2 separate regions of the Homo sapiens genome follow, and region 1 is linked to region 2. The links are chromatin loops, found by intact Hi-C in ENCODE. Cell type or tissue: GM12878. All regions are shown on one strand. Links, peaks and the distances in the headings refer to the core of each region. The heading gives the core; the rest is flanking DNA.

The links. Hi-C counts contacts between places; a loop is a spot of excess contacts. Peaks named below come from ENCODE experiments on the same cell type or tissue, not always from the same donor. Only the 100,000 strongest peaks of a DNase experiment are listed, where the experiment ranks them.
Region 1: a loop joins it to region 2, with 3 times the contacts of the local background. A loop is called at or near these places in 1 of 110 quality-filtered maps.

The regions. Positions count from the first base shown.
Region 1 is chr11:60,629,666-60,640,355 of GRCh38, reverse strand. The region is part of intron 3 of LINC00301 (long intergenic non-protein coding RNA 301); the gene reads right to left. All of the region lies in intron 4 of LOC105369321 (a long non-coding RNA gene), which reads left to right. Among named protein-coding and RNA genes, the nearest start is that of LINC00301, 19 kb to the right of the region's middle. RefSeq lists an enhancer at 6,285-6,384. In GM12878, for the core only: CTCF peaks have their summits at 5,988 (motif pointing right) and 6,565; a DNase peak (open chromatin) is centred at 6,435; H3K27ac peaks cover 1,040 bases.
Region 2 is chr11:60,758,196-60,766,837 of GRCh38, reverse strand. It overlaps MS4A15 (membrane spanning 4-domains A15), which reads right to left. Exons shown (of 7, transcript NM_001098835.2): 2 at 2,880-3,132. The coding sequence starts at 3,104. Among named protein-coding and RNA genes, the nearest start is that of MS4A15, 5.6 kb to the right of the region's middle. RefSeq lists enhancers at 1,379-1,558, 2,286-2,415, 3,496-3,585, 3,616-3,675. In GM12878, for the core only: CTCF peaks have their summits at 2,946 and 3,870; DNase peaks (open chromatin) are centred at 2,697 and 3,557; H3K4me3 peaks cover 986 bases; H3K27ac peaks cover 2,467 bases.

The DNA of each region.
Region 1 (10,690 bases), core at 4,954-7,453, 130 kb after region 2:
ATAGGTAATTTTTCATCCCTCACTCCCCCTCCACCCTCCCGCTTCTGAGTCTCCAGTGTCCATTATAGACCTTTATATGGCCTTGAGAACCGTAACTTAGCCACATTTATAAGTGGGAACATGTATATTTGGCTTTCTGTTCTCTTTTATTGCTGGTGTATAAATATTCCATGGTGTATATATACATATCTCCCATATTTTCTTTATCCACTCATCAGTTGATGGGCACTTAGGTACATTCCATATCTGTATTAGTCAGGGTTCTCTAGAGGCACAGAACTAATAGGATTATATATATATATATATGAGAGTTTATTAAGTAGTATTAACTCGCATGGTCACAAGGTCCCACAATAGTCTGTCTGCAATCTGAGGAGCAAGGAAGCCAGTTCAAATCCCAAAGATGAAGAACTTGGAGTCTGATGTTCGAGGGCAAGAAGCATCCAGCATGGGAGAAAGATGTAGGTTGGGAGGCTAAGCCAGTCTCTAGCCTTTTCACGTTTTTCTGCCTGCTTTATATCCGAGCTGCGCTGGCTGATTAGATGGTGCCCAGCCCACTGACTCAAATGTTAATCTCCTTTGGCAACACCCTCACAGACACACTGAGGCGCAATACTTTGCATCCTTCTATCCAAAAGAAGTTGACATTCAGTATTAACCATCACAGTATCTTTGCAATTGTGAATTGTGCTGTGATAAACATATAAGTACAGGTAACTTTTTGATATGACTTCTATTCCTTTGGATAGATACCCAGTAGTGGGATTGTTGCATTGAATGGTAGACTTACTTGTAGTTCTTTGAGAAACCTCCATACTGTTTTCCATAGAGGTTATTCTAATTTACGTCCCATCAACAGTGCATAAGCATTTCCATTTAACTGCATCCTCACCAACGTCTATGGGTTTTTGACTTTTCAATAATGGTCATTGTTACTGGGGTAAATTCTGTGAAAAATGACATTGGTTTCTTGATAGGAATTTCATTGAATCTGTACACTTCTTTGAACAGTATGGTCATTTTCACAATATTGGTTCTTCGAATCTACGAGCATGGGATGTTTTTCCATTTGTGTCATCTGTGATTTCTTTTTACCAGTGTTTTGTAATTCTCCTTGTACAGATCCTTCAACTCCTTGGTTAAGTATATTTTTAGGTGTTTTTTTCTATAGTTATTGTAAATGGGATTGAGTTCCTGATTTGATTCTCAGCTTGGTTGTTATTAGTATATAGCAGTGCTACTGATTTGTGTATGTTGATTTTGTAACCTGAGACTTTACTGAATTCATTTATCAAATCTGGGAGTCTTTTGGAGGAGTCTTTAAGGTTTTTAAGGCATAAGGTCATATTACTAGCAAAGATAAATAATTTGACTTCCTCTTTTTCAATTTGGATGCGCCTTATTTTTTTATTTTTCTTTTGCCTGATTGCTCTGGCCAGGACTTTGAGTACTATGTTGAATAGGAGTAGTGAAAGTGGGCATTCTTGTCTTGCTCCAGTTATGAAGGGGAATGCTTTTAATTTTTTCCCATTCAGTATGATGTTGGCTGTGGGTTTGTCACATATAGCTTTTATTATTATTTAATTTTTTTTTTTGAGACAAGGTTTCTCTCCCTTCGCCCAGGCTGGAGTGCAGTGGCGTGCTCTCAGCTCACTGCAGCCTCTGCCTCCTGGGTTCAAGTGATTCTCCTGCCTCAGCCTCCCGAGTAGCTGGGAGCTCAACTCCCGAGTAGCTGGGAGTACAGAAACCTGGCTAATTTTTTATTTTTAGTAAAGATAAAAATTAGCCAGGTTTGGTGGAGGGGGTTTCACCATGTTGGCCACGCTGGTCTCTAACTCTTGACCTCAAGTGATCTGCCTGCCTCAGCCTCCCAAAGTGCTGGGATTACAGGCTTAAGCCACTGCGCCCAACCTCTTTTATTATTTTGAGGTATGTTTCTTCTATGCCTAGTTTGTTGAGGGTTTTTTATCATGAAGAGATGCTGAATTTTATCAAATGCTTTTTCTGTGCCCTTTGAGTCTATCATATAGTTTTTGTTTTAAGTTCTTTTTATGTGGTGAATTACATTTATTGACTTGCATATGTTAAACTATCATTGTGTCCCTGGGATGAAATCCACCTGATCTTGGTGAATTAATTTTTTGGTGTGCTGTTGGATTCAGTTTGCTAGTATTTTGTTGAGGATTTTCACATTTAATTTTATCAGGGATTTAGGTCTGTAGTTTTCCTTTTTTTGTTGTGTCCTTTCCTGGCTTTGGTATCAGGGTGCTACCGGCTTTGTAGAATGAGTAAGAGAGAATTCCCTTTTTCTTAGTTTTTTGGGATATTTTAAGTATGTCAGTTATTTGAAGGTCTGGTAGAATTTGGCTGTGAATCTGTCTTGCCCTGGGCTCTTTTTTTGTTCTTGTTGGGAGATTTTTTAAAATTACCGATTCAATCTCAGTACTTATTATTGGTTTGTTCAGGATTTCTATTTCTTCTTGATTCAAGCTTGGGGATTGCATGTTTCCCAGAAATTGTCAATTTCCTCTAGATTTTCTAGTTTGTGTGCATAGAAATGTTCGTAGAAGTCTTGGATGATCTTCTGTATTTCCGTCTAATCACTTGTAATGTCTCTATTTTCATTTCTGATTGAGCTTATTTGAATCCTCTCTATTCTTTTTTTTTTTTTTTTTTTTGAGGCGGAGTCTTGCTCTGTCCCCCAGGCTGTAGTGCAGTGGCGCGATCTCGGCTCACTGCAAGCTCCGCCTCCCGGGTTCACGCCATTCTCCTGCCTCAGCCTCTCGAGTAGCTGGGACTACAGGCGCCCGCCACCACGCCCGGCTAATTGTTTTTTTTTTTTTTTTTTTTTTGTATTTTTAGTAGAGACGGGGTTTCACCATGTTAGCCAGGATGGTCTCGATCTCCTGACCTCGTGATCCGCCCGTCTTGGCCTCCCAAAGTGCTGGGATTACAGGCGTGAGCCACAGCGCCCGGCCTTCTTTTCTTGGTTAATCTAGATATTTGTCTGTCAATTTTGTTTATCTTTTCAAAGAATCAGCTTTTCATTTCATTGATCCTTTGTATTTTTTTTTTTTTTTAGTTTCAATTTCATTATTCTACTCTGATCTTAGTGATTTCTTTTATTCTAGCTTTGGTTTTGGTTTGCTCTTATTTTTCTAGTTCCTTCAGGCATGTTTCTAGGCTCTCAATTTGTGATCTTTCTGTCTTTTTGATGTAGACATTTAGGACTACAAACTTCCATCTTTTTTTTTTTTTTTTTTTTTTTGAGATGGAGTCTAGCTCTGTTACCCAGGCTGGAGTGCAGTGGCACAATCTCGGCTCACTGCAACCACCACCTCCCCGATTCAAGCGGTTCTTCTGCCTCAGCTTCCTGAGTAGCTGGGACTACAGATGCCCACCACCACGCCCAGCTAACTTTTGTATTCTTAGTAGAGATGGGGTTTCACCATGTTGGCCAGGCTAGTCTTGAACTCCTGACCTCAAATGATTCACCTGCCTTGGCCTCCCGAAATGCTGGGATTACAGGTGTGAGCCACTGTGCCTGGCCCAAACTTCCCTGTTAGCACTACTTTTGTGATATCCTAGAGATTTTGATAACTTGTGCCATTGTTATCAATAATTTCAAAAAATTTTTAAATTTCCATTTTTATTTCATCATTGATCCAAAGCTCATTCAGGTGCAGGTTGTTTAATTTCCATGTATTTGTATGATTTTGAGAGTCATCTTGGAATTGATTTCTAGTTTTATTTTGCTGTGGTCTGAGAAGATATGTAATATAATTTCAACCTTTTAAAAATTATTGAAGCTTTTTTGTGGCCTATCATGTGATGTATCTTGGAAAATATTCCATGTGCTGATGAGAAGAATGTATATTATGCAATTTTTTTTGCTAGAATGTTCTGTAAATGTCTGTTAGGTCCAGTGTTTCTTTGTTGACTTTCTGCCTTGATGATCTGCTTAGTGCTGCCAGTGGACTGTTGAAGTCCCCCACTATTATTATATTGGTGTCTTCTCTTTTCTTAGATCTAGTAGTTTTATGAATCTGGTAACTCTGATATTACGTGCATATATATTTGGTATTTTTATATCGTTGGGTCTATAAGACTCTTTACTAGTCTCTTGAAGGCAGTAGATATTTGGATTGTGTTTTCAAAATCCATTCCACCATTGATATCTTTCAAGTGGGGCATTTATATCATTTACATTCAAAGTTGATATTGATATGTAAGGTACTGTTCCAGTCATCATGTTGATTGTTACCTAGTTGCTTTTATTTTCCATTGTGCTACTGTTTTTTAATCCCTGTGAGTTTTATACTTTTAAGTGTTTTTATACTGGTGCATATGGATATTTCGTTTTGATGTTTAGAACTCTTTTGAGTATTTTTTGCAAGACTGATCTAATGGTGGCAAATTCCCTTAGTGTTTGCTTATCTGGGAAGGACTTCATTTATGAATCAGTTTTGCAAGATACAAAGTTCTTGGCTGACAGTTATTTTGTTTAAGAAGACTAAAGCTAGGACCCCAATTCCTTCTGGATTGTCAGGTTTCTACTGAAAAATCTGCTGTTAGTCTGATAGATTTTTCTTTTTAAGTTATTTGATGCTTTTGTCTCACTATTCTTAGAATTCTTTCTTCATGTTGCCTTTAGGTAGCTTGATGACTATATGCCTTCCTAATGTCCTTTCTGCAATGCATCTTCCAGAAGTTCTTGAGATTTTGAATCTGGATGTCTAAGTCTCTGGCAAGACTAGGGAAGTTTTCCTTAATTATTCTCTCAAAAATAGGTTTCCAAACTTTTTGCTTTTTCTTCTTCTTTCTCAGGAATATCTATGAGTAATATCTATGATTCTTTTTTTTCTTTTTTCTTTCTTTTGAGACAGAGTCTCACCCTGTCACCCAGGCTGGAGTGCAGTGGCATGATCTTGGCTCACTGCAACCTCCACTTCCTGGGTTTAAGTGATTCTTGTGCCTCAGCCTCCCAAGTAGCTGGGTTTATAGGCACATGCCACCATGCCTTGCTAATTTTTGTATATTTTGTAGAGACTGGGTTTTGCCATGTTGCCCAAGCTGGCCTCAAAGTCCTGAGCTCAAGCAATCTGCATGCCTTGGCCTCCCAAAGTGCTGGGATTACAGATGTGAGCCACTGAGCCTGGCCAGGAATATCTATGATTCTTAGGTTTGGACCTTTTGCATAATCCCATATTTTTTGGAAACTTTGTTTATTTATTTTTGTATGATTGAATTAATTCAAAAGCCATGTCTTCAAGCTCTGAAATGATTTTTTTCTGCTTGGTACAGTTTATTGTTAATACTTTCCACTGCATTTTGTAATTCCCTAAATTAGTCTTTCATTTGTAGATGTTCTGTTTTATTTAAAAAAGTATTTATCTCTTTGGAAAATTTTTCATTCTTATCCTGAATTTATTTTTGATTTCTTTTTGTTAGATTTAAAATTTTTCTTGGATCTCATTGAGCAACTTTACAATCAATATTTTGAATTCTTTATCTGGTATTTCAAATATTTCATTTTGGTTTGGATCCACTGCTGAAGAGTTAATATGATCCTTTCAGGGTGTTGCAAGGTTCTGCTTTTCTATATTGCCAGAATTATTTTTCTGGCTTCTTCTCATCTGGATAGACTATTTCTTTTCATTATTTTTGAATTTATTTTTTGATTGGACTAAGTTTTCTTTTTATACCTTGAGGATGTGACAATAATGTACAGTTTATGATGACCTAACTTCAGCTCTGGGTGGTGCTTTCAGTGGCAAAGACACTGTATGAGTTCCTTGGTTATAGAGAATCTTTATATTATAGCTTTCTCAGATGTTGCTCATAGTAGTGATGTACTGGGTGTATGAGCAGGCTTATTGTCTCCTTTGGGGTCAGAATGGCAGAGTTCTCAGGAAACTTATCTTGTTCCCCAGTGGTGTGCATTCCATTTTTTTTTTTTTAAACTGGGTTGAGCAGTTTAGCCTTCAGGCCAGCAGGAGGCACCTGTGGGTAAGAATTGGCTGTGGCTGAAGCAGGTGGGTATATTCAATACCCCATTGGTGAGCAAAAGCCCTATCCCTGATGAGGCAGCTGGGGGAGCTCCTGGTGAAATTCACTGACGCCTTTGCAGTGGGGGGACGGAAACAGCCACTTTATTTCCAGTACCAGGCCAGGAGGAAAGTGATCAAACTCCCTGTCACACCCTTGTCCTAGTACTCTGGATATTCAGATCAGACAGGGACCTCGTCCATCTGCAGAAATGCTGATGTTTCTTGTATAGAGGGAGTGGGACTCCACTCCTCATGCAATCCTGAACCCAGAGGGCACACCTCCTATGGTGATGCTGTCACCTCAGAATGTTCCATAAAAGCCTTCTACAGGTGCACCCTTGCCAAGCTCCCATGGGAGAAGCTCTGGTGGTGTCTTCAGTGGTGGGTGAGAGAGATAAAAAGTCCCTTTATGCAAAATGGTGAGAGGTATGAAAAGTCCCTTTATAAGCACCAGGGCTATTCAACTGCTAGGGCAGAACCAGTCTTCCCCTACTAAGCCCAAGACTGCACCCGTGCCTTTGTTGAAGGAGGTGCAGGTGCTTCCTGCCCACAGTGGGAAGATCTGGGACACAGAAAAGCCCACATTCTAGTTTCTTTTGTTCCCCAGAGTGCTCCCTTGATGTGGTACACTCCTCCTTCCCCCAGGAGTGGCAGTCTTGGAGAGCAAGACTACTGTGAATCCTGATGCTCCTCTGGCTCTAGCCATCACCTCGCGGGTCTGCCGCAATCCAGGCTGATGCTGGGAAATGTCAGCAAGTGATCTGGGGATGTGAAGACACAAGGGTTGAAAGTCCCATAGCAGAACAATGTCCCATAATGATTGCACATCCAGTATGGCACTTGCTTCTATAGCTCAGGTCTAGGGGGAAAGGAAGGAACATGCACAAGCTGGTAGCCCAGTGTAATGCCCTTAAGAAGCCCCCAAATCACAGGCCAATCCAATACTTGGGCTTACAAGTCCAAATAAGCTCTCCTTGAGTTTGGATACCAGCAGGCTGCCACAAGGCCTACAGAGGCTGAAAGCATTCCATTCACTTTCCACAGAATGCTCTGTCTCTTGGGGTTTAAGCTCTACCAGCTTCTTGTTTCTTTCTTTTTTTGTGTATCATAGATTTTTCCAGTGAACTCTCCAAAAAGCTCCAGCACTCTCCCCTTAATACTCCATTTGCGCTGTGATCATCCAAGTGTAATTTTGGTTTTTCCTTCCCAGAATTTGTCACTGATAATCTCTAGTCAGCCATCTGGAGAAGCTCTCGGATGCTTCAGGCTATGGAGTGGTCTGTGAGATGTGCAGTAGCCTGGACTCCACTCTTATGCTCCAGAGGTGATGTTGAGTGGAGCTGGACCAGGCTGACCCATCCTATGGTTTCCCAGTGGCAGGTTCAAGTACCAGCTCTAATGATGGTGGCACGGGAGTGGCTTACACTCTGTAAGATTTCCTTGGTTGTAAATAGCCTTGGCATTGTGGCTTTCTCCATTGTTAGATGTAGTAGTAATGTGTTGGGCATGTGAATGGGCTCAAGGCCTCCTGAGTAGCTTTGGTGGTGCAGTCAATAGTGTTAGCTGAGATCATGCAAAAGCCTTTTTCTTCTTGAGTGCTGTTATTGTGCCATCAGATATTGTAGTGGGCTAGGCCAGTTGACCTCTGGCCAGGATGTGGTGCGTGCAGTAGAGAGCCAGCTGCAGTGGCAGCTGTGGAATTTATGCTTGGTCTATATTACCCAGGGTAAATACTCAGATATCCTAGGCAATGGGTGAGCCCATGGAACTCTCAAAAATTCCTGTCCATGTTCTGCTACCAAAGCGAGTGGAAGGGCAAAGCCAGGTGAGGGTTGGATCAGGCAAGTCAGTGCTCTAGCTCCTCAAGTGTGGGTACAAATGGTGGCCCTGATGGGGGTCAGAGGGCAGCTCCCTGGCCACTGGGACAATGATGCGGGGAGGGGTACAACCACTTTTGCTGCACAAAAGTGTCTGTATGGGGAAAAGGGGTAGCAGGTGGCAGTAAGACCCACCCAACTCCCATGCCTTTGGCACAGTAGGTCTCACATACACAAACTTCTGCTGGCAGAAAGCTGAAACAGCCAGCTGAGTTCCAGACAGTTCATGCTCAGAATGCAAAACTTCCCAACCAAGACAGAAACAGAAGGATGTGGCCTGAAAGCCACATCCTTCCCAATATGACCTGCAAAACAGGGGCGCCTAATTTTGGACCTGTAGCAAGAGCATGCTTTCTTCTTGCCTCTTGGTTCTGGCCTTGAGATTATTGAGATTACATCTCATTCTTACTTGAGATGAGATCACACATCTCAGTTTGGAGCTTCTCTCAACCTATGACCACTGCCTGAGTTAGCTGGCAAGTTTCTGAAAGATTCCCTGTGAGTTAGGATCAGGAATGCCTTCTTTCTGTCCCCACTGACATCTGGGAGTTCATGCAAAGCACATCCTGATGCCATTCCTTTTCATATACTCCCCACTACTCACCAAATTAGCTCCAGCTCCTGGTAGGGTCAAGTCACTCCCTCATGGCCTGGATTGCACAGCTCCCAAGTGGGAATTTGTATCATGGAGACAGTCTGTCTCCCTTTCATGTTCTCAAGACTCATAGTTTTCCAACGGACTCATAGTGCAAGTTGCTGTCTGCCACTCCTTTCAAGGTATTCAAAGTTTGTTTCAGTGTTTCTGTTGAGTTCCTGTGCTCCTTCTTGGATAAAAGTTCATAGCATGAATCTACACACTATATTGCTCTTATCAAGTGGGTGCAATGTGCTAACAAAGACTCCAATCTATCATTTTGAAAAACAAACAAAAAATAGATAACTTGTTTTAAGAAGTGATGAGACGATGTTGAAGATGAAACATGCAGACCATCCACATCAATTAACAAGAAAAAAAAGTTCATCTTGTTCATGCCCTAATTGAAGAGGACCCATGATTAACAGTTGGAACAATAGCCAGCACCATAGATATCTCAATTGGTTCTGCTTACACAATTCTGGCTGAAAAATTAAAGTTGAGCAAACTTTCCGCTTGATAGGTCCCCAAACTGTTGTGCCTAGATCAGCTGCATACAAAAGAAGAACTTTCAATAAAAATTTTAAACAAGAGGAATCAAGATCCTGAAGCATTTCTTGGAATAATTTTAATAGGGGGTGAAACATGGCTTTTCCAGTATGATCCTGAAGACAATGCACAGTCAAAGTAATGGCTACCAAGAGGTGGAAGTGGTCCAGTCATAGCAAGTTTGAATCAGTCAAAACCAAATATTATGGTAACAGTTCTTTGGTATGCTCAAGGCATTTTGCTTGTTGACTTTCTGGAGGGCCAAGGAACAGTAACACCTGCTTATTATAAGAGTGTTTTGAGAAAGTTAGCTAAAGTTTTAGCAGAAAAATGCTTGGGAAGGTTTCACCAGAGAGCCCTTCTCCACCACAACAATGCTTCTGCTCGTTCCTCTCGGCAAACAAGGGCAATTTTGTGAGAACTTGGATGGGGAATCATTAGGCATCCACCTCGCAGTCCTGATTTGGCTCCCTTGGATTTATTTTGTTTTCTAATCTTAAAAAATCTTTAAAGGACACCCATTTCTCTTCAGTTAATAATGTAAGAAAATGCTTTACCGACATGGTTAAAATACCAGGACCCTCAGTCCTTTAGAGATGGACTAAATGGCTGGTATTGCTTACAGAAGTGTCTTGACCTTGGTGGATCTTATGTTGAGAAATAAAGTTCATATTTTTCATCTTTTAACTCCATTTTCCACAAACTTTTTGAAGTCTCCTCACATATATCACTATACTATATACTTATAACAATTTATGCTAATAAACATTTTTAAAGTATTTACTCATTTTAGATATATTTTAATTATATTACTACAGGTATTCGTTAAGCTCTTTCAAATCCTATGTGAAATGAAATAGAATATTAAAAAGTAAGTAATTTATAATTAATTATATATTTATCTTTGGTCAATAATTATACAAATACATTTATTATAAAATAAATGTAGCTGTGTGCTTGTGGAGAAAGAAGAGAAATTGAACCTGTTGTTAGCAAGAGAAGCTGCTAGCCATTTCACTGTCTTGAAAGATTTAGAAAGTTACTTGGGCAGATATTTTCTGATTCTTTCCTGAACACTTGAGTGGTTTCTTCAGAAGAATAGTTGTGGAATGCCTGAGAAAGCCTGCTCATCCTGGTAGCTTTTGGTAAACAAAGATTCTTGTTGGCAATAATATAGGCAAGTTTTCACAGATGCCAAGAGCCTCCTGGGAGGAAAGGAACTGATATCCTGTAATTTCCAAATTGGTCTGCCGTAAGGAAAGGCCTCAGAGCTTGCTGTGTCTGACCCCTCAGCCAGAATAGCATATTTACTAATCCTCGGACTTCTTGCATTTGGGAATGAATCTGTTAGGTACAAACAATGCTAGCAACTGAGATTGTAGAGTATGAGTTCTAGTATGGCATATTTCAGTATTGGTGTTGAAGAAAAACTTAGGAACTGAAATAAAAAAAACTCATATAGAGGTTTTTTTCATACTCTATTTTCCCCTATAGGGCTTTAGTTCTTATTTGACCTCTATAATAGCTTTAGGTATGGAAAGCCATCATACTTCAACCTCCTTGTCATTAAATTTGCTTGA
Region 2 (8,642 bases), core at 2,622-5,121:
TCACGGGGACTCCAGTGACCAGTACTCACCACTACCCAAACCAGCATGGTCCTTTTATGGGCAGTTCTGACTGGGAACAACTAGAATTGTCATGTCAGCATCACGTGGAATATATATTTCTTTCTAACATGAGTGCCAAGTATTTGGATATTCATGGACATGAGCCCCTGAATCTTCAGCTTCTTTTTCTCTTCAGCTACACGTCTTTCATCTTTTCAGTGTCCTCACAGGGCACAGCATGGCATGGTGTCCAAGTCGCCAGCGTTGCTCCCCTTCCTTAGATCTTTCCCCTGTGGATAGACCACCACAGCTACTGCCATTATGCCTTGGGAAACACCAGCTGCCGCTTATTGAATGCCTGTCTATGCTAAGCACTGTGCTGGGGGTTTTACAGATGTGGTCTCATTTAATCCTAATGAGAAGAGGTAGGTTATTACTATTATTATTATTATTTTTGAGAAGGAGTTTCACTCTTGTTGCCCAGGCTGGAGTGCAATGGCACCATCTCAGCTCACTGCAAACTCTGCCTCCCAGGTTTAGGTGATTCTCCTGCCTCAGCCTCCTGAGTAATGGGGATTACAGGTGCCTGCCACCACACCTGGCTAATTTTTGTACTTTTAGTACAAACGGGGTTTCGCCATGTTGGCCAGGCTGGTCTCGAACTCCTGACCTCAGGTGATCCACCCATCTTGGCCTCCCACAGTGCTGGGATTACAGGCGTGGGCCACTGCGCCTGGCCAGAGGTAGGTTATTATTATCCTAATTTTGGAGATGAGGAAACTGAAGGTCAGAGATGTTCAGTAACTTGCCCGAAGTGTCCCAGCTATGAGGCGGCAGGCCAGCTAAGTCTGCAGTGGTATTCTTAGCGGGTGGCATTCCATAACTCTTATTTGTATTTTCCACTTTTTTGTGCTTTTCAGCAGTTTGTTTGTCTCATCAATTTTTTTTTTTTTTTTGGAGGGGGAGAGCTCTGGTTCCCAGGGTCCGCTTTGAGGCTTCGAAATTCCAGCCGCTGTCTCCATGGGCCACAAGTCAGTGGCTGTGTGGCCCTTGGTGTCTGTGCCCCCAGTCCAGTCCCCCTCTGCACCAATGGATGTGGTGCAGCTATTAGGATAGAATTCCAGCATGATTGAGCCAGAGGTCCTGGACGCCACAAAGCAGAGGGGTTGAAAGTAGAACTTTAGGGTCAGCCATCCCTAGTTTACAGGATGCCATTTATCAGCTGTGTGGCCTTAGGCAAATGACTTAGTCTTAAGAAACCTCAGTTTCGTAATCTGTCCAACAGGAACGATGATCCCCTTCTTACAAGGTGGTGCTGAGAATCTAGTGAGATGATGCATGCAAAGTCCCCGGCACAGTACGTGCACCTCTCAGAGATGCTTCATAAGTAAGAGCTGTCATCATCTTCACCTTCATCATCATCACCATTGCTTAATCTATGCTTTCATCTTCTACTTGGAGAAACTGAGGCCAAGGAACATACTGAAGAATCTACATATGTGTGTATATAATTAAAATAGCAGGTGGCCATTAGCCTGTCTCCATAATTTGAGTTCCTACATAACAAACTGCAACCCAACCAGTACAGAAACACACTGAAACCTAACCTAGGAGTATATTTTTGTAACAGATAGCTGGGTTTCAGCTAATGACAAACAGCTTCAGCCAACTGATCAGACTATGCCCAAATAAGGCAAATGCCTCATGACATCATGCCCAAATAAGGCAGACACCTAGCTGCAGCTGATCGGGAGATTTCTCTACTTCACTTCTGTGTTTGGCCTATAAGAGCTTACTGCTCACACAGCTGGATGGAGCTCTCTGAACCTCTTCTGGTTTTGAGTGCTGCCAGATTCCTGAATTATTCTTAGCTCACATAAACTCTGCTAAATTTAATTTGTTTAAAGCTTTTCTTTTTCTTTTTTTTTTTAAATGGGGTCTCACACTGTCACCCAGGCTGGAGTGCAGTGGCATGATCGCAGCTCACTGCAACCTCCACCTCCCGGGTTCAAGCAATTCTCCTGCCTCAGCCTCCCGAGTAGCTGGGACTACAGGCACACGGCTCCACACCCAGCTAATTTTTGTATTTCTAGTAGAGACGGGGTTTCACCATGTTGGCCAGGTTGGTCTTGATCTCCTGACTTCATGATCTGCCTGCCTCGGCCTCCCAAAGTGCTGGGATTACAGGCGTAAGCCACCTCACCTGGCCTAAAGCTTTTCTTTTTAACGCTACATGTATACACACACACGTGCAAATGTGTGTATGTATCTTTCTATCTCTACCTAATATTTTATGACTTCAGTATTTTATTGAGACCAATAGCTCAAGGCCATCTGAGATTGAAATCCTTCATGTGCCTTCAGCTCTATCAGGGCTGACTTTCATCTATCACTTTCATTCCATCTCACCTCCCCCTTTCCTTTGCTCATTACATTCCAGCTATGGCGAGCTTCCACCTCTTCCTTTAACAGCCACACTCATTCCCAAGGCCTTTGCACTCTACCTGGTGAGCCCTCCCTCTCCAGCCCTTCCACTAGCTATTCCCTTGGCTGGCTTCAATCTAACAGCCAGGTTTGGGCTTAAATGTCATCTCCCCAGAGACAAGTTTCCACCTACCCTCGCTAGTATTCCCCTTAGCCCTAGTCATCATTTTCAACCTTACTTTTCTCTTTGGAGGTTTCTGAGTCATTTGTTTACTGGTTTACTCTCTGTGAACTTTATGCGGGAAGGGTGCTTGTCTACCTGGTGCATGGCTGAATCTTTGAGTCATTACTACATATTTGTTAACTGCCTTCTCCCCTCTCCAAAACATGCATGAATGTTCCGGTGCTGGGATACTCACTACCTGCCTCAGGTTGTGCAGAGAGGCTGTTCTTACCCCCAAAACTTTGGGCTCTCCTGTCAGGAATGTCTCCACGGGCCGCAAGTCAGGTGGCTGTGTGGCCCTTGGTGTCTGTGCCCCCAGCGGTGGCTCCTCAAACTGCATAATCCCTGGAGGTTGGCACATGGATGTGGGCAGAATGGCCGGAGGTGGGCAGAGGCCACTGGCGTTGTTTGGCGGGATGACAACAAACACTCCATTGCTGGCGGGAGCTGCAGACATCGTGCTCAGAGAGCCTGGGAAACAAAGGCTTGGGAGATAATAATGGCAATGATGATTGTCACCCATGTGCATAAAGCTTTTTAGTTGATAAGCAACGTGCCTACTTCCCTTGCTTACTGCAGCCCTGCCAGTATGGCCCCAAACGCTCTCATCAAAGCTGGGGAAGCTGAGACTCAGAGAAGCGAAAGATGTCTGAGGTCAAGGGCCTGTAGGTGGGGTAAGACTGAGATTTGAATTCTAGTCTCTCTGGTTTCAGAGGCCTTGCTCTTAATCTCTGAGCTATATTATGTGGAAAGCTCCTTTTGGAGGAGTGTTTATTTAAATGCCCTTCTTTTCCCAGAAAGGGCAAGTGACTTACCTAAGGACACACAGCTAGTGCAAGGTAGAGCTTAGCTAGAGTACCGGTTTCTTCACCCCGAGACCAGGACTCACTGCCACTTCCTGCCTCTCAGCTCTCAACTATTGAGCTAGCGTCAATAATTCCCCTGGGTATGGGAACTTCCCACCTGCTGTGGGAAGCTTTCTATTTGGCCACCCAAGCAATTACCATTGATGTAGCCAAGAAATGTGTAGATATGGAAACTTTATGCAGAGTTTATAGCTTGCAGTGAATGCCAAGAATGAGTTCTTAGACAATTCCAGCTGAGTGGGCCTCGAGCGGGGGTGGCGGGGAGCTCTTCTGAGAGAGTCCACCCCAGCATCTGTCCGCCAAGTATTTATTGAAAGAGCTTGTTAAACCACAAACATCCACTAGATGGCTTTTTGAGGGTCATGAGACACCTATGACCTTATAAAAGCTCTCAAACCACCTTCTTAGGAGGCTGTTTTCAGCGTTCCTTATTACACACCTCAATCCTTGTCCTGTTTTTAGGGTCAAGGAGTTACATTCTCATGCATAAATAACATACACAGAGTGCCTCAGTATTTTTCCATGCCCCAACCTCAAATGCCATGTACATAAGCTTGGATATGTTGCCGTGCACCCTCAACATCTCCCCCTTCTTTAATTTTTAGAGTATGTTGGTTATTTAAAGCGAGGTAAGCTTTTATTGCTTTTTCTTGGTTATAGATGCACTGAGTGACAGCACAGAGCCATTTGTACATACCTAGCAAACAAATACAAAAAAGAATAAGTATATTGGCCATTACCCAAATGTGTATGTTTAACCCAGATAACTAAGTGTTTGGGTTTAACTATTGAAAGCCTTTTTATAATTGTTGAAGGGTATTTGTTTATAATTGCTGTGACCATTTTTTAAGTTGTTTTTTAAATTTACACTTAAGAGTGGGAATTTGAGAAGACTAATGATTGTGATAAGCCCCTTGCAGGTGTGTTTTCACTCTCTCCCAAGCATATTGGGAGCTATTATATGGCAGAGGTGTGACATAGATAGAATTATATTGCCAATTACAATATAAATGTTGATGGGTAATGAATGCCAGCTGCTGATCCCCCAGCCATTCAACTGCAGCTTTAAGAGCCTCCAGGTGAGACAGAGTAGTTTGATTAATATTTACCTGTTTTTGAAATTTATGGGTTACATTATATACCATGTGGTTCACCACTGAAGCTGTGTGAATAGATTTTGTTAGAAAAAGCAGCTGCAGTAGCAGCAGTTGCTAATATAATAATAGCTGAGACTAAAAAAGCAATTAAAGTGGCCAGAAATCTTTTTTTCTGAGTATGAGACAGTGCTTTTCTAAACAGCTGCAGGGTTGAATCTCCTTCCCAGCTCCAGGCTAAATTTACAGGCAGCCAAAATTCTGCACGCCATTTTAAGATCATGACATAGGTTATATTTAACTATGTAACATTTCGATGAGACAGGCATGTAGCATACTAACTACTGGAAGAGACTTTACTACTATAAAAGGATTGATTCTGCTCTATATTAGGAACACTTTGCCCAAACAAAAGTATATAAGAGTGCGTAGTACAAATCACAACTATGTCAGTAACATTATTATGGAAACAGAGGGTATAATTGCCACTGCTAGTAATATACTCATCATGTGAAAGAACCCATTCAAAAAAAGGAAGTTCTAATCTCCAAATTTGGGTATGAGCAGGGCTTAAAGCTTGTTTCCCTTTTAGTTGTAATATTGGTCCTGAAAGCCTGTACTCTGACCAGGTGATAGACTTACTGGGGACTCCCAGATCCAATAGTCTGATTTGCAGACATAAGATAACCATGGGGACTCCAATCAAGTAAGGTGCCATTATCAAACAGAGGCCCTTGACATGGCGCAGGCTGTCTGGATGGAGACCACTGAATGGCCTCAAACTTATATCCCCAGTCCCTACTCAGACGGCATATAGGAAGATCAGGCACTTGTGTAGCTTCATTAGAGACCTCAGTAAGATTAGTGGTAATAGCAGAAATAAAGGTCAAGTTTGCAAGCTTAGCATCCCTTTTACACTGATAGTAAAGATACTCCTGAAGAATAAGAGTAACACACTTAGCATGTGCTATTGTGGAAAAACAAAGAGGGGGATTACTAGACAATACAACCAAGGAGTTATTAAGTTTAATCCATCCCAAATTTTCCACTGAAGGGTAAGACAGGGGCATCCATCGACCTCTCGTCCAAGAAGTATCATTAGATGACAAAGGCAGGTCAGCATCCCACCATGAAATAACATTAAAAACAGGGGGATTTAGAACATGACTCCAGTAAACATGTTCTTGAGGTGATCCCACTTGGCAAAGGACAAGAATTACCAGCCACCCCAACATCTATGTCGTCTTACTTTCTCAGAAGTTTTCCCAATTACCCCCAGATACATAAGAAACTGATTCTCTGCAGTTACAGAGGCTTCTATGCCTGCAAGCCGGATAGTTGCCTGTTGATCCAATTTCTTTAGCTGTCCCCAGGTAATGTCAGGTGCCTTCTGAGTCATCACCGTCATTGTCAGTCGATTCTCCAATGACAGGTCCTGTTCTCGAGAAGAGGGCCCGATATTCCCCCTTTTTTGTTTATTAAGATATACTTTACGAGTTTGATGAGCTTGTTTAATAATGGCCTGACTGGTTGAGTTACAGAGAATCCCAGTCTTGGGTTGTATGTTGATCTTATTGCCAAAGTTGCAATGCATAGCCAAAGTGAGCACTAAGATAGCAGGGGCCATTATCAGTTTTACAGTTTGTGGAAGGCCTGGAGTCATAATAGATTCAAACAAATGAGCAACTGCATCTTTAGTTTTTTCTCCGGCATGGGGATAGCATGTATTAGGTCTATATAAGTGTCCACAGTAACATGGAGAGATTTAAAACGTCCAAAGGGTGGATACTGAGTAACATCAGTTTGCCAGATAGCATTAGGCACCAGACCTCGTGGGTTGGCACCAAGTCCTAAGGAAAAAGGGGAAAGAGAATGCCATTGGCAATCAGGATAAGTTTTAATAATCATGTGAGCTTGAGCAAGTGTTAAATGAAACTGTTGTTTAAGACTGCAGGCGTTCTGATGGAAAAAAAGCATGATCAGCTTGAATTCGCAAAAAAGCAGGAGAGTCTGCAAACCACATCTGTGTGTGTACCAGAGCATTAGCTCGAGCGTTCCCTTCTGATAAGGGACCAGGTAGCCCAGAATGAGAGTGAATATGTGTGATGTAAAGAGGGTGATGATCGAAGGGGGCTTGCCCCTCCACACCTGTGGGTATTTCTCGTCAGGTGGAGACAAGAGACTGAGAAAAGAAATAAGACACAAAGTACAGAGAAAGAACGGTGGGCCCAGGGGTCCGGCACACTCAGCATGCGAGGAACTGCACCGGCGCCGGTCTCCGAGTTCCCTCAGGGTTTATTGATTACTATTTTCACTATCTTGGCATGGGGGGTGCGGCAGAAGAACAGGGTGAACAGGGTGATGGTGGGGAGAAGGTCAGCAGGAAAACATGTGAGTAAGGGAATCTGCATCATAAATAAGTTCAAGGGAAGGTACTGTGCCCAGATGTGCACGTAGGCTAGATTTATGTTTCTCTTTACCCAAACATCTCAGTTAGTAAAGAGTAACAGAGCAGTATTGCTGCCAGCATATCTCGCCTCCAGCCACAGGGCAGTTTTCTCCTATCTCAGAATAGAACGAATAGTCGGCTTTACACCGAGACATTCCATTCCCAGGGACATGTGGGAAACAGAGGACTTCCTCTTATCTCAACCACAAAGAGGCCTTCCTCTTTTACTAATCCTCCTCAGCACAGACCCTTTACGGGTGTCGGGCTAGGGGATGGTAAGGTCTTTCCAATCCCACGAGGCCATATCTCGGGCTGTCTCAGTCGGGGGAAACCTTGGACAACACCCAGGCTTTCTTGGGCAGAGGTCCCTGCGGCTTTCCGCAGTGCATCGTGTCCCTGGTTAATAGAGAATGGAGAATGGCGATGACTTTTACCAAGCATACTGTCTGCAAACATATAGTTAACAAGGCACATCCTGCATACCCCTAAATCCCTTAAACCTTGATTCAGTACAGCACATGTTTCTGTGAGCACAGGGTTGGGGCTAAAGTTACAGGTTAACAGCGTCTCAAAGCATAACAATTTTTCTTTGTACAGATCAAAATGGAGTTTCTTTTGTCTTCCTTTTCTACATAGGCACAGTAACAGTCTGATCTCTCTTTCTTTTCCCCACAATGATGGTCACAGAGGAGCTCTTACGCTGCAAGAAACAAAGCTAGTAGGGGTTCATTAGTAATGCCCTTCACATGTGCAAGATCTAAATGAGTAATACTACACACCGCATAAGCGGAATCACTAACTATGTTTATGTCTTGGTGAGGAAAAGTTTGTAAGGCCAATATCAGGGCACCTAACTCTGCCTGTTGCGTGGTTTTAAAATGTTCCTGGATTTTGTGCTGCCATTTTTGCATGGCCTATTGCCACACTGTAGCTGCTCTTCCAGTTTTTCCTAAACCATCTGTAAAGACAGTAGTGGCATGAAGCAAGGGCTCAGAAACAACAATAGATACAAATTTAACAGGCACAGTTTGTAAAAAGTTCAGGAGCTTAGAGGCTGGTAAATGAAAGCTGATATTACCAATAAAGTCAGCTATTGCGATTTGCCAATCAAGAGCACAAGCTAGAAGAGTATGAAATTGTTTTTTGCTTAAAGGTAGGAAAACAGTAGCAGGGTTATTTTTGCCATATGCCTGGTTAGGTCACAATTACAATATGTGGTTCCGGTCATTATTGCAGCAAAAGTTTGAGTCAGATGAGTTGTAGTGCCTATATTTTGGCATGCTTTAATAAACACACTGATTTCAGTGGCAGTGGCTTAGACTGGAGTTATTGCTGTCTGACAATCCTTATTTGCTTTTTCAAAAGCCAATTGTAACATAAGAAGTTTGGTAGCCTTAGGATGGGATACCTGTTTTTCAATTGCAGCTTGCAGTCGGTTGATAAATTTAATGTATGTTTCTGTGGCACCTTGTTTAACTGTTATAAAGGAACCCTGGGATTGTCTTACGGGATTTTTTTTTTTTATGTTTGTATTGCTAGCTGTGAGCATTGAGGAAATAGATGGCCACCTGCTTGACCCTGAGTCT